Linked DNA regions of Homo sapiens: region 2 is linked to region 1. A link is a contact called in ENCODE Hi-C or POLR2A ChIA-PET data. All regions are on one chromosome and are shown on one strand. The core of a region is the stretch at or near the end of the contact, and the rest is flanking DNA. Distances in the headings are between cores, read along the strand shown. Region 1 holds the start of GGTLC1 (gamma-glutamyltransferase light chain 1). Region 2 holds the start of WAKMAR1 (wound and keratinocyte migration associated lncRNA 1).

Region 1 (6,333 bases), core at 2,781-5,280:
CACTGCTGCCCCAAATCTGAGATCATTCCACCTTGACAAGACTTCCTCATCCAATCCCTTTACTTGACAGCTGGGGAAACCAATGCGCACGGAGCACCCCCAGCTCACTTGGGGTCTCAGAGCTCATCCATGAGCAGAGGCTGAGATCCTGGGATCTTGTCCCCCAGCCTCCCTGCAAGCTTACTCCCTTTCTGCTGGAAGAGATGGGGCCGGACCTCGACCAGCAGCCCTGGCCTGGACATGACTGTGCTCATGCAGGTATTGAGGCCAAGATGCCCCGGCATCATATGTTTTTCTTTTCTTTTTTTTTTTTTTTGAGATGATGTCTCACTCTGTCACCCAAGCTGGAGTGCAGTGGCATGATATTGGCTCACTGCAACCTTTGCCTCCCAGTTAAAGTGATTCTCCTGCCTCAGCCTTCCAAGTAGCTGGGCCTACAGGCTTGTACCACCATGCCTGACTAATTTTTGTATTTTTACTAGAGACGGGGTTTCCCCATGTTGGCCAGGCTCGTGTCGAACTCCTGACCTCAGGTAATCCACCTGCCTTGGCCTCCCAAAATGCTAGGATTACAGGCATGAGCCATGGCATCACTTAAATGTAGTGAGAGGCCAGGTATGGTGACTCATGCCTGTAATCCCAGTACTTTGAGAGGACGAGGCTGTCCGATCACCTAAGGTCAGGAGTTCGAGACCAGCCTGGCCAACATGGTGAAACTGTGTCTCTACAAAAAGATAGAAAAAAATATCCCTGCATGGTGGTGAGTACCTGTAGTCCCAGTTACTCAGGAGGCTGAGGCATGAGAATCGCTTAAACCTCGGAGGCGGAGGCTGCAGTGAGCTGAGATGGCGCCACTGCACTCCAGCCTGGGTGACAGAGCAAGACTTTGTCTCTAAATAATTAAATAAATAAATATGGCCGAGCATGGTGCCTTAGACCTGTAGTCCCAACACTTTGCGAGGCTGAGGCAGGTGGCTCATGAGGTCAGGAGCCCGAGACCAGCCTGGCCAAGATGGTGAAACACTGTCTCTACTAAAAATACAAAAATTAGCCAGCTGTGGTGGCAGGCACCTGTAATCCCAGCTACTTGGGACACTGAGGCAGGAGAATCGCTTGAAACTGGAAGTCAGAGGTTGCAGGGAGCCGAGATTGCACCACTGCAGTCTAGCCTGGGCGATGGAGCAAGACTCCATCTCAAATAAATAAATTAATAAATACAGAGCAAGATTCCATCTTAAATAAATAAATAAACATACACCTGTAATCCTAGCACTTCGGGAGGCTAAGACAGGTCGATCACCTGAGGTCAGGAGTTCGAGACCAGCCTGACCAATATGGCAAAACTCCATCTCTACTAAAATTACAAAAATTAGCCGGGCGTTTTGACATGTGCCTGTAGTCCCAGCTACTTGGGAGGCTGAGACAGGAGAATTGCTTGAACCCAGGAGGTGGAGGTTGCAGTGAGCCGAGATCTCGGCTGCACTTCAGCCTGGGTGACAGAGTGAGACTCTGTCTCAAAAGGAATAAATAAAATACAAAATAAAAAAAAAATGTAGTAAGATTGCAGAGTCGTGCCGCGGAAGCGTGCTGGTCCTATCCATGTAGTGAAGGCTGATTTCATACACAAATGTCACAAGAACTTTTTTTTCTTTTTCTTTTTTTTTGAGACGGAGTCTCGCTCTGCCACCCAGGCTGGAGTGCAGTGGCACAATCTCAGCTCACTGCAAGCTCTGCCTCCCGGGTTTATGCCGTTCTCCTGCCTCAGCCTCCCGAGTAGCTGGGACTACAGGCCTGTGCAGCAGATGCTGGGGGGCCACTAGGCCCAGGCAGTCTTGGGACTTGTGTCTCTCCTGCTGTGCATCCATACTGGGTGCTTTAGAAATGGCAGGCAGACCAGAAGCCCCTGTTGCAAGTGAGGACAAAGTGTGGGAAGGCCATGAGGGTCTGCAGTCCTAGATGGCCTTGTCCTCAACCTGCAGTGCACTCTTGATGCGCTGGAATGCCACCTCCTTCTCCCGGTCCAGGTCTTCAGCAGTGACCCGGTACCCCAGCTCTAAGGGAGGAGGCAGCATCAAAGGCTCCCCTCGCCTGCGTGGCAGCAGGGGAAACTTGTGTCTACAGGGCCTAGAGGCCTGGGATCTGGGGAAGCCACCCCTGGGGGCGAGTGTCTGCCCTGGTGCTGTATCTGCCGTCTTTTCACAATGGGTGTGACCCGAAGAGACAGCCTGAGGTCCGTCCTCACTCACTGTGTTTGAGGAACTGAGGGTCAGCTGGCAGTGGGATGAGGCTGGCCCCCTCCTCCGCTTTCGTTCCGGGAGGCCTCCCGTAGAGCTGTAGGAGCTGGAGATGGCCTTTCGTTTGGGGCACGAGCTGGTCCGGGAGGTCTGGGATCTCTGGTTCTGACCTCTGGGCACCTGCTGCAGCTGTGGCTGAGGCCCAGAAATGTGAAGGGCCTCTATCCACTCTAGTAGTGACCCCAACGTGGGGTTCAATGTGGAGGGGGGAGGGGCTGCTGCGGCTGCAGGAGCAGAAGTGCCAGGGCTTGTTCTTCTCATGCCCGCATCCATGCTTGCAGCTGGGAAGGGGGCAGGAATCAGCGAGGTGACCTGGGCTGAGTCCTGGGAGTGGGAAGAGGTGGCAGGAAGGGGATCTGAGGAGGAGAACAGGGGGCCTGGTGGTCTGTGCTTCTTCCCAGACATGGGAGCTGTAGAGGGGACCTCTGCAGCAGGTGCTAGGGGGGCCAGTAGGCCCAGGCAGTCTTGGGACTTGTGTCTCTCCTGCTGTGCATCCATACTGGGTGCTTTAGAAACGGCAGGCAGACCAGAAGTCCCTGTTGCAAGTGAGGACAAAGTGTGGGAAGGCCGTGAGAGTCTGCAGTCCGAGATGGCCTTGTCCTCAACCTGCAGTGCACTATTGATGCGCTGGAATGCTGCCTCCTTCTCCCGGTCCAGGTCTTCAACAGTGACCCGGTACCCCAGCTCTAAGGGAGGTGGCAGCATCAAAGGCTCCCCTCGCCTGCATGGCAGCAGGGGAAACTTGTGTATACTGGGCCTAGAGGCCTCGGATATGGAGGAGTCATTCCTGAGGGTGAGTGTCTGCCCTGGTGCTATATCTGCTGCCTTTTCACACTGGGTGTGACCCGAAGAGACAGCCTGAAGCCTGTCCTCACCCACTGTCTTTGAGGAACTGAGGGTCAGCTGGCTGTGGGATGAGGCTGGTCCCCTCCTCCGCTTTAGCCCCGGCAAGCCTCCCGTGGAGCTGCAGGAGCTGGAGATGGCATTTCGTTTGGTGCAGGAGCTCGTCCAGGAGGTCTGGGATGTCTGGTTATATCTGATTTCTCACCTCTGGGTATGGAGGTCTGTCTGCAGAGGCCCGGGCCCGGGCACAAAGGGAGAGAGAGGCCTCCATTGTCCCGCAGGGGCCGAAATGCAGACCGTGCATCCCCGGTGACCTCGGGGACCCTTCTCTGATCATCAGGATTCTCTTGGACTCTAGGGTCCTTGTCCTGCTCAGGCATCCCTGCCCCGCTCTCCTTGAGGGCCCTCAACACTGTCTTCCCTGGACACAAGTCTGGGGACAGCCGGGTGTTTTGGACACCAAAGGGGTGACTCCCGGCTCCTGGGCCCCACAGAGAGTCCTTGTGCTCAGTGGAGTGGCTGAGCTGGAGGACGCCCTGGAACTCAGAGCACACAGCACTGGCTTGCTGTGGTACCTGTGCAATCAAATTGAAAGCAGGATCCCAGGAAGGAACGCAGGGCTTGCAGGATCACGGAAAACCTTCTTAGAGTTGTCTTGACACCACTGATGTCAAGTGTCCGGGTGCTTGTAGGATGGCCTGCCACTCAGTCCACAGGCAGGAGCAACGGGGAGATCCCACAAGCAAAGTGAACTGGGGGATGGGCTGAACCGGCTCCAGGCAACTGAGCCCTACTGGCAGGTCCTAGGCCTGGGCCCGAACAGGAAGGAGGGGCACAGAGTGCCCAGGTAACCGCTCCTGGGAGCCCTGGGGAACCGTCGGTTGCTTGAACTCTCGAGAGCTGGGCTCTGCGTCCTCGTCCAGCCGCCAACTCGGCCAAAGGCGAAGCCAGCAGTTTCTTCTGCTGCCGGGCAACGCGCCTTTTAAACCTGAGGGAGTGGGCGCGTGAGCACTTAATGGCGCCGGTGACAGAGTGAGCTTAACGGATTAATAAGCGCAGCCAGGTACCCGCGCAAGGCACTTGCTGGCAATGGCGGGAGGCGGACGTGGGGGGTCATGCAATAGGTACTGGAAGGAGAGACACGGGCACAAAGGTCGCGGGAGGAACAGGTGCCCACAATGGCGGCAGATCTGCCCGTGGATCACTGAAGATTCCTGCTCTCCTGCTGAGGTGGAGATTGCAGTGAGCTGAGATCGCGCCATTGCACTCCAGCCTGGGCAACAAGTGCAAAACTCAGTCTCCAAATAAAGAAAAAGAAAAAAAAGAGGCCGGGCGTGGTGGCTTATGCCTATAATCCTAGCACTTTGGGAGGTCGGAGCGGACGGATCACGAGCTCAGGAGTTGGAGACCAGCCTGGCCAACATAGCGAAACCCCGTCTCTAGTAAAAATACAAATTTAGTCAGACATGGTGGCATGCGCCTGTAGTCCCAGCTACTCCGGCGGTTGAGACACAAGAATCACTTGAACCCGGGGGTGGGGAAGGGATTGTGATGTGCCGAGATCACGCCACTGCACTCCAGCCTGGGCAACAGAGCCAGACTCTTTTTTTTTTTTTTTTTTTTTTTGAGATGGAGTCTCCCTCTGTCGCCCAGCCTGGATTCCAGTGGCCTGATCTCGGCTCACCGCAAGCTCCGCCTACCGGGTTCACGCCATTCTCCTGCCTCAGCCTCTGGAGTTGGGACTACAGGCGCCCGCCACCACACCCGGCTAATTTTTTGTATTTTTAGTAGAGACGGGGTTTCACTGTGTTAGCCAGGATGGTCTCGATCTCCTGACGTCGTGATCCGCCCTCCCAAAGTGCTGGGATTACAGGCCTCGGCCTCCCAAAGTGCTGGGATTACAGCCGTGAGCCACCGCGCCCGGTGTTGAAACTCCCTTGAGGCATTTTCTTCGGCCTTCGGGTCCATCCTCTCTGTCTCCTCCTTGACCTCCTCATCTCCTCCTCGCCACTGCCTTGGGGACCTTGGCCAGGCTCATGGCATCCAGCAGCCACTCAATGTCAATACCTCCATGTTCATCTCTCAGCCCGCCCTTGCCCGTGAACCCATGCTTATTTATTTATTTTTTTTATACGTGCACCCATGCTCTTCAGGTCTGATGAAGTATCCAAAATCAAGCTCCTGACCATCCCCAAACCTGCCCCTTCTGCAGAGTTTACCTCGCTAGTCGGCGCCATCCTTGATTCTTCTCTTTCTCCCACCCAGGCCATCATCTCTTGCCTGGTTGATACCCACAGCCTCCCCTTTGGACTTTATCCTTATCCCCGTCATAGCTGCCAGAGGGACCCTGTGAAAACACTCCCCAGCCTGCTCATTCCTCTGCCCTAAGCCTGCATGGCACAGAGCAAAAGCCAGTTGTTATGGGACCTAGGATGTCCTGTGGGATGGGCCCCAGCCTGCATCTTCAGCCTTTTCTCCCCACCCCACTCCATTCACTCTCTGCCTATCGCTCACCAGCCTATACCACCTGCCTCAGGGCCTTTGCACTGACCATTTAGGCCACATTCCAGGCTCTTTTCACACATTGCCTCCTCTGAGAAGCTCTCCCTAACCACTCTGCCCATACCTCATGCCTCTTGATTCCCCTTACCTGGCTTGTGGTTTCAGCACTTTCGCTGTGTGTGTTTGTTTTTCTTGGCATGAGGGCAGGACCTAAGTGTCTGTTTCCTATTGATTCCCCAGTGCCAGGCATGCAGTGCAAACTCTAGAAATATTTTTTGCATGAAGGAATGAGTGATTGAATGCAGCAAGGGTCTGGAGGCTGAGGACCAGGCAGACAAACATTCAGAGTTGCTGGAATGCGACAGAGACAGGGAGTCAGACTGGTCATGCAAGGTCCTGGGCCTGCCCTTGGGTCCTGGGGAGCCACGGAAGGTTGTGGGTGCCAGAGGGTTGTGGTCAGAGCCACAGTCAGGGGCCTTCTGAGACCTGTGCCCCCTCCCCACCCTCCCTCCCCACCTCCCTAGGCCAGCTCTGGGGTCTCGGCAGGTGGTCCGCGACATGACCTCCGAGTTCTTCTCTGCCCAGCTCCGGGCCCAGATCTCTGACGACACCACTCACCCGATCTCCTACTACAAGCCCGAGTTCTACATGCCGGATGACGGGGGCACTGCTCACCTGTCTGTGGTCGCAGAGG
Region 2 (6,333 bases), core at 2,656-5,155, 120 kb before region 1:
TGATCCCCCCATCTTGGCCTCCCAAAGTCCTGGGATTATAGGCATGAGCCACCGTGCCTGGCCGTTGTATTAGGAAAATTAAACCCAGTTTGCCTGGCTGGATGCAGACATCAGATTTTGTTCAGTTCCAACCTTTTGTGAGAATGCTACTTGGCTTCCAGAGGAAGAAAATAAACTGAAGATAGATAACGTCTAAAAGAAGTCCAGAGAGGTTGTGTGAGGATGTGTGTGTGTGTACGTTTGTGCATGAGTGTGCATGTGGGGTATGTCAATGGGTATATGAGTGTTGGGGAGGTGCGAGGGGTGGATGCAGGGCTTTTTCCCCTTCCCAATTCCTACCTGAAGCAACCCTGGACTGCATCAGCTCCTGAGGGAATTAAATGCAGACAGCAGTGACAGCTCAGTTTCCTGCTTCTGTCTAAATCAGTGACAGCTGAGTTTCCTGCTTCCGTCTAAATCTTCCTTTCTTCCAACATCTCACACATCAACAACATCTTTTGCAGCACTATAAACATTATTTGGTTTTGTTACCAGAAAAGGGTCCAGATCCAGACCCCAAGAGAGGGTTCTTGGATCTCATGGAAGAAACAATTCAGGGCGAGTCCAGAAAGTGAAAGCAAGTTTATCAAGAAAGTAAAGGAAAGTAAAAGAATGGCTACTCCATAGAGCAGCTCTGAGGGCTGCTGGTTGCCCATTTTTATGGTTATTTATTGATTATATGCTAAATAAGGGATGGATTACTCATGCCCCCCTTTTTAGACCATATAGGGTAACTTCCTGACATTACCATGGCATCTGTAAACTGTCATGGCGCTGGTGGGAGTGTAGCAGTGAGGATGGCCAGAGGTCAGTCTTGTGGCCATCTTGGTTTTGATGGGATTTGGCCGGCTTCTTTACTGCTGTCTGTTTTATCAGCAAGGTCCTGTATCTTGTGCCAACTTCCTAGCTCTTCTGTGACTTAGAATGCCTAACCTTCTGGAAACGCAGCCCAGTAGTTCTCAGCCTTATTTTACCCAGCCCCTATTCAAGATGGAGTTGCTCTGGTTCCAACGCCTCTGACAGCTTGTTCCAGAAAAAATAAAAATCAAATATCTCTAGAGGTGAACATTTCTTAACTCAGTTTGAATTGAGTACAGGTGAAATATTTCAGAGGTGGTCCTGTATTCTTAGCAACAACAGCATGCTCCAATTAGGTGCCTGTTACATGCCAGGTGCTTAATTTTGAACTCTCTTCTCTATTCTTTGAAGTTGTCCTACATGTGGGACCAAATCATCTTGTACATATGAGGATACTAAGAGAGGCAAGAGGCCAAGTTGACCTATGAACCTAGATGTGTCTGATTCCAAAATCTGGATTTGAAAATCACTGGTTTAGTGGAAATAGCTGGACAGACCTGAGATTAAATCCTATCTTTCCTGAGTAACCCTCTCCTTGGCAAAGTACTCTCAAGAAAGTGGAAGAAATGTCTGTGAGGGCTAAAACTGACACCTGTGGTGATGGCCCAAATTAGCCAGTTTTGAGGTCCTCCACATTTGGTGCATATTGGAATCAGCTGTGGAGTTTCAAACCTCAAAACTCCAGGCCTTTCAGACTGGAGAAGGCCAGATGTGGGATTGTGGTAACTGCACAGGTGAGCTGGATAGACAGCAAAGATTGAGCATGGTGACCCATGTCAGTGGTCCATGCTCCTCTCCAGCTTGAATGTCAGAATCACCTGGAGGGGTTGTTAAACCTAGAGTACCTTTGTGAGCAGGCCTCAGAATGTGCGTTTCTGACAAGTCCACAGATGCTGCTGGTCTAGGAACCGCTGCTATGTTGTAGCAATGGCATGAAGAAAGGCAAGTGAAATACCAGGCCCGGGTCTGGAGGAAGCCAGTCCTCAGTGATACCCGTGGTCACTGGCTCCAGGCCTGGGAGGTCTCTCCCTGCACAAACTCAACTGTGTTGACCACTCCAAGATGGACAAGACCCATCTGTGAGCCCATGTGTTTACTCCATATTGAAGAGAGACTTTTGAGCCACTGATTAATTCAGAAGAATTTATATTTCAGGTAACAGAATATTGGTGTTCAAAAGGATAGCATTTATTATTTTTAAGCTACATTTTATGAGTAAGCCAGTAAAGTCAGTCGAGCCTCAGAAAAACAAAGTGACTTGAAGAAAACCAGACAGCTAGTTAGCTATGGCAGAACTGGACTAGGACCCAACCCTCCTGCTTTCCAGTTCTCGAATTCAGGTTGGTACCAAGAGCACCTCAGATGTGTCAACATAGGCACTGGAGGAGCAGCTGCCCTGCTGCTGCTGTCCAGCTCCAGGAGCCTCACACTTCCCTGTGACTTGGGGAGGGAGCTTCTGTGCGAGTCCTTCAGACCTGTGAGTTTAGAAGTTGGGAGCATGCACTCTCTGCTGGGCTGCATGCCCTGAGCCCTCTGCTCTGAACTGAACTCCTCATCTCCTCTGTGCTCTGCTGGGCTCAAGAGAATCTGGGCTCAGGCGACTGTGATGCTGCCAGTCTCTAATCTTATTAACTCACTCCAGAGTATCCCTGCAATGGCCTCTCTTCTTCCACTCTGTCCATCTTCACCCACGATTTGAATTAGGCTGCCCGGAGACATCTCGGCTGAGTCTGTCTGGCCAATTTGCTGTTGATTACTTCTGCCTCCTCATTCTCTGACCACATGGATGTGAAACCTGTTAGTTTGATTAGGAAGTGAGAGGCAGTCACGGAGCCAAGTGTCTGGGGAGAGATTTCAGGCACGCACAGAACAACCCCGCAAAGGTGACTGGACCAGGAAACAGGCAGTTTACCGCTTGGGCATGGGGAGGTGGAGGAAATAGATTCTGTGAATGCCCTGAGAGAGCAGACAGCCAGGGGAACAGCGATGCTCCCTGGAGAGCGTGTGCAGGCTCACCACTTGCTCTCTGGCATCACAACCCCTGGACATGCTCCGGGCTTGATCTCCCCACGGGGCTCCCTGCCCTAACTCCCCCAGTCTGGACTCCTAGAGACAGAGCTACATGCCTTCTCTGTAGGGCAGGGAGGTGATCTCACTCTGCACTGTCCCATCACCTCTTTGGGCCTCAGTTTCCTCATCTGTCCAGTGAAGCTGGTGACCCATGCACAGGGTTGCCGAGAGGCCCCAGGGCAATTTCGAGGGTTAGGCGAAGAAATTTTCCAGGGGAGGAGTTGGTGTGGGGCAGGGCAGTGTTGGCCCAGAGGCTGCCTGCTTTTGCCCACGGCATCTTTCTGAAAGGTGAACCCCACAGGTGGTTCCCCTGTGAGCATGGGATGGACACCACCTGCTGGTGAAGAGAGTCCTGTGTGGGGAAGGGAAGGGGTGAAATGGGTCAGATAATGGTCTGAATTCATCTAGAATCCCCCCGGCTTTCCTCTGTAGTGGAGGCCAGAACCACCATTGATTTCTACCTGCTAAAGCCTGAGAGATTCGACTTAATCCCCAGGACACTGCAAGGGGCAGCTGGGTCCCTGCCGCTTTGTGACTGAGGGCACCTATGCAGGGAGAGCTCAGTCACCTGCGCAGGGTGCCCAGTTGAGGGAAAACTCATCACTTTTGTTCCCCACAGAGACTTAGCAAAGTGAGAGAAGGACCCCCTGGGCCCCTCAAGTCTGAGAGAATCTGGCCCTGGAGCACCGTGGCAGATTCAGCAGAGCACAGAGGAGGCCAGGCTCCTCCTCAACTAGGTGAAACCAGCTTCCCCGCCAACACGGCACCAGCCCTGGGGAGGGAACAGTGCCCGGAGGAGTTGCAGGGATGTTAGTGGACATCTGCCATGTGCCCTGTGTGCCACTGGGAGGCATGGGTGGAGATCAGGTTCCAGGCACACCTCTGGGACATACCACAGGGCCAAGCTTTTGCAGGTCAGGGGCAGAGAAGTGAGACTGATTTCTGCCAGGACACCTGCGAACAGATACCAGCTGCCTGGAGTCTGTCAGTTGCTGAGGAGGCATAGGAAGAAACTAGTTCACCCATGTCTCTCTTACACACAGGTTAAAATCAACCTGTCAAATCTCATGAAAAACCTGGTGAAGTTTTGTTGGAATTGTATTATACTGGATGATCAATTTGGAGAGATTTGACAGCTCCAGAATATGAAGAATTTCTGGCTACAAATATGGTATGTCTCTCCATTTTTTTAAGACTTGTATAATGACTTTCAATAAAATGTCATACATTTTCATGTTACGGTCTTACATTAAAAATTATAGGCTGTTTATATTTGTTGGCCACCATAAGTGAAATATTTTAATTATATTTTCTAATAGTTGTTTGAGTACAGAATACCACAGATGTTAATATATAATCTTTATATTAAACAATGCTAGGTTCAATTATTATTTCTTATAATTTGTCTGTAGAATCTTTGAATTTCCTATATAGACAATCGCATTTGCAGATAATAGCAGTTTTGTTATTTTAGTCCCTGGGGCCTGAGCTTGTCTTGTCACTCTGGCTAGAAGGTGCTGCACAGAATGGAAACGGTGGGTGGTAGGGATCCTTCCTTATCTTTTTCCTATTTTAACAGGTGATGCTTCTGACATTTCACACTTCAGTGGAATTTTTTTTTTCATACCTTTCTGGTATGTATCTCTCATGAGATTAAGAATTTTTCAGTGATTTCTCATTTGAAAAGAGTTTTTGCCTTGAATTTTTTATCAAATTTATCAAGTGATTTTTCTGATTTCATTGAGCTAACTATATGGTCATTTCCCTTTCATTACGAAAGTGGCAAACTATATTATTTTTAAGTTATAATTTTCCAATGTTTGACAAAATTGCTTTCTTCAATAATCTCAATTTAGTTGAGTGCTATCTTTTTTATATAATGCAGTACAGTCATATGTCACTTAATGACAGAGACACATTCTGAGAAGTGTGTCATTAGGCGACTTTGTCATTGTGTGAACACCATAGAGTCCATTTGCACAAATGTTGGCGGCATAGCCTACTGCACACCTAGGCTATATAGTATGGCCTATTGCTCCAAGGCTAGAAACCTGTACAGCGTGTCCCTGTACTGAATACTGTAGGCAATTGTAACACAATGATAAGTGCTTGTGTATCTAAACATATCTAGACATAGAAAAGGTACACTAAAAATATTGTATTATATTCTTATGGGACCACCATCATACACATGGTTTGCTCATTGACTGAAACATCATTTTGCAGTGCATGCCTGTATTTTGTTTAAAGACATTTTGTAGAAAATGTATTTATATCTCTGTTCCTGATAGAGATTGGTCTAATTTTCCTTCCCTTTCTTTATCTGCTTTTGGCATCAGGGTTAGAGGTCAGCCTCAATACAAGGAGAGCTGGTCTGGAAAGGTTTCTGTAAGTCGGAAATTGTCTTTTCCTAGGAAATCATCTGTGTGTCCAGGGCATTTTGGGGTTGGGGAATCTGTGCACAGACTGCTTGAGTTCAGATCCTGTCTCTGCCATTTGTGTGACCACGAGCAAGATGCTTAGCTCCCCCATGCCTCAGCTAACTCATCTGTGGATTAGAATAACACTACCTGCAAGTGGAGTCCCAGTGACAATTAAATCAGTTAATGCACATAGGCCAATGAGAATAATACCTGGCACATGGCAAATGTACACATGGAAGAGCCCTTATGAGTCTTAAAAAACTTGCCTGGGAAACTAAGCAAAACCTTTGTGGGAAAGGCTTAAATACTCACGCAGTTTATTTAAAAACAAAAGTAATAGGATTTTGTTCAGTGTTCTTTTTCTTCTTGATTCAGTCCTTTAGAGTTTTCTAATAATTTGTCAATTTTACCTGTTTTAAAATTCATATTTAAGTCTTTGCTATATCTGTATTATATACTAGTTTTTATTCCTAATATTGTTTCTTTCACTTTTTCTTCAATCAATTTTGTACTGTGGTGGTTCAACTTCACCGGTCAATAACCAGCTTTTGATGATGTTGATTTCTCTTTCATTAATTGCTACTTTTATTTTTATTACTTCTTGCCCTGTTTTCTTTGAGCTTAGGTTATGGCTCCTATGCGTAGCTTTTTGGTTTTCAGTGTTTCTTTTTCCCTAGTAGAGACATGTCAAACACGCGCTTCCCTTTAAGTACTGCTTCGGTTTCTTTCCCTTTCGGTCTGACCGTTCGCCGTTTTGTTGGTTTTCACTGAGTTGCAGCGGTTTGTAGAGGTTTCAAGTTTTCATTTTCACGAAATAGTCATTTTCAAAGAGTATTACTTCATAACTTACACATATGTTTGAAAATATGTAATTATTTCTAGCAGTGTTGGGGCTGCCAGCCATGTGGCATTTTTTATTTATAAGTGAATCCCATTATGATCA

Evidence for each region. A loop is a pair of places that touch in the nucleus more often than their neighbours do. ChIA-PET counts read pairs that join two places held with the same protein, here RNA polymerase II (POLR2A). Pooled maps may share reads with other maps.
Region 2: a loop to region 1 is called in a pooled map, with 2.0 times the contacts of the local background. The contact joins the promoter of WAKMAR1 here to the promoter of GGTLC1 in region 1. A Hi-C loop is called at or near these places in 14 of 168 maps with a recorded cell type or tissue (CD4-positive, alpha-beta T cell, CD4-positive, alpha-beta memory T cell, CD8-positive, alpha-beta T cell and 7 more) and 21 of 50 pooled maps. POLR2A ChIA-PET finds 5 or more read pairs at or near these places in 4 of 52 experiments (BJ, GM12878, PC-9 and 1 more).

What each region holds. Positions count from the first base shown.
Region 1 is chr20:23,986,476-23,992,808 of GRCh38, reverse strand. GGTLC1 (gamma-glutamyltransferase light chain 1) reads left to right here and starts at 4,030. Exons shown (of 6, transcript NM_178311.3): 1 at 4,030-4,200; 2 at 6,164-6,333. The coding sequence starts at 6,198. It also overlaps the pseudogene POM121L3P.
Region 2 is chr20:24,109,530-24,115,862 of GRCh38, reverse strand. WAKMAR1 (wound and keratinocyte migration associated lncRNA 1) reads left to right here and starts at 3,905. Exons shown (of 4, transcript XR_001754557.2): 1 at 3,905-4,138. RefSeq lists an enhancer at 2,556-3,056.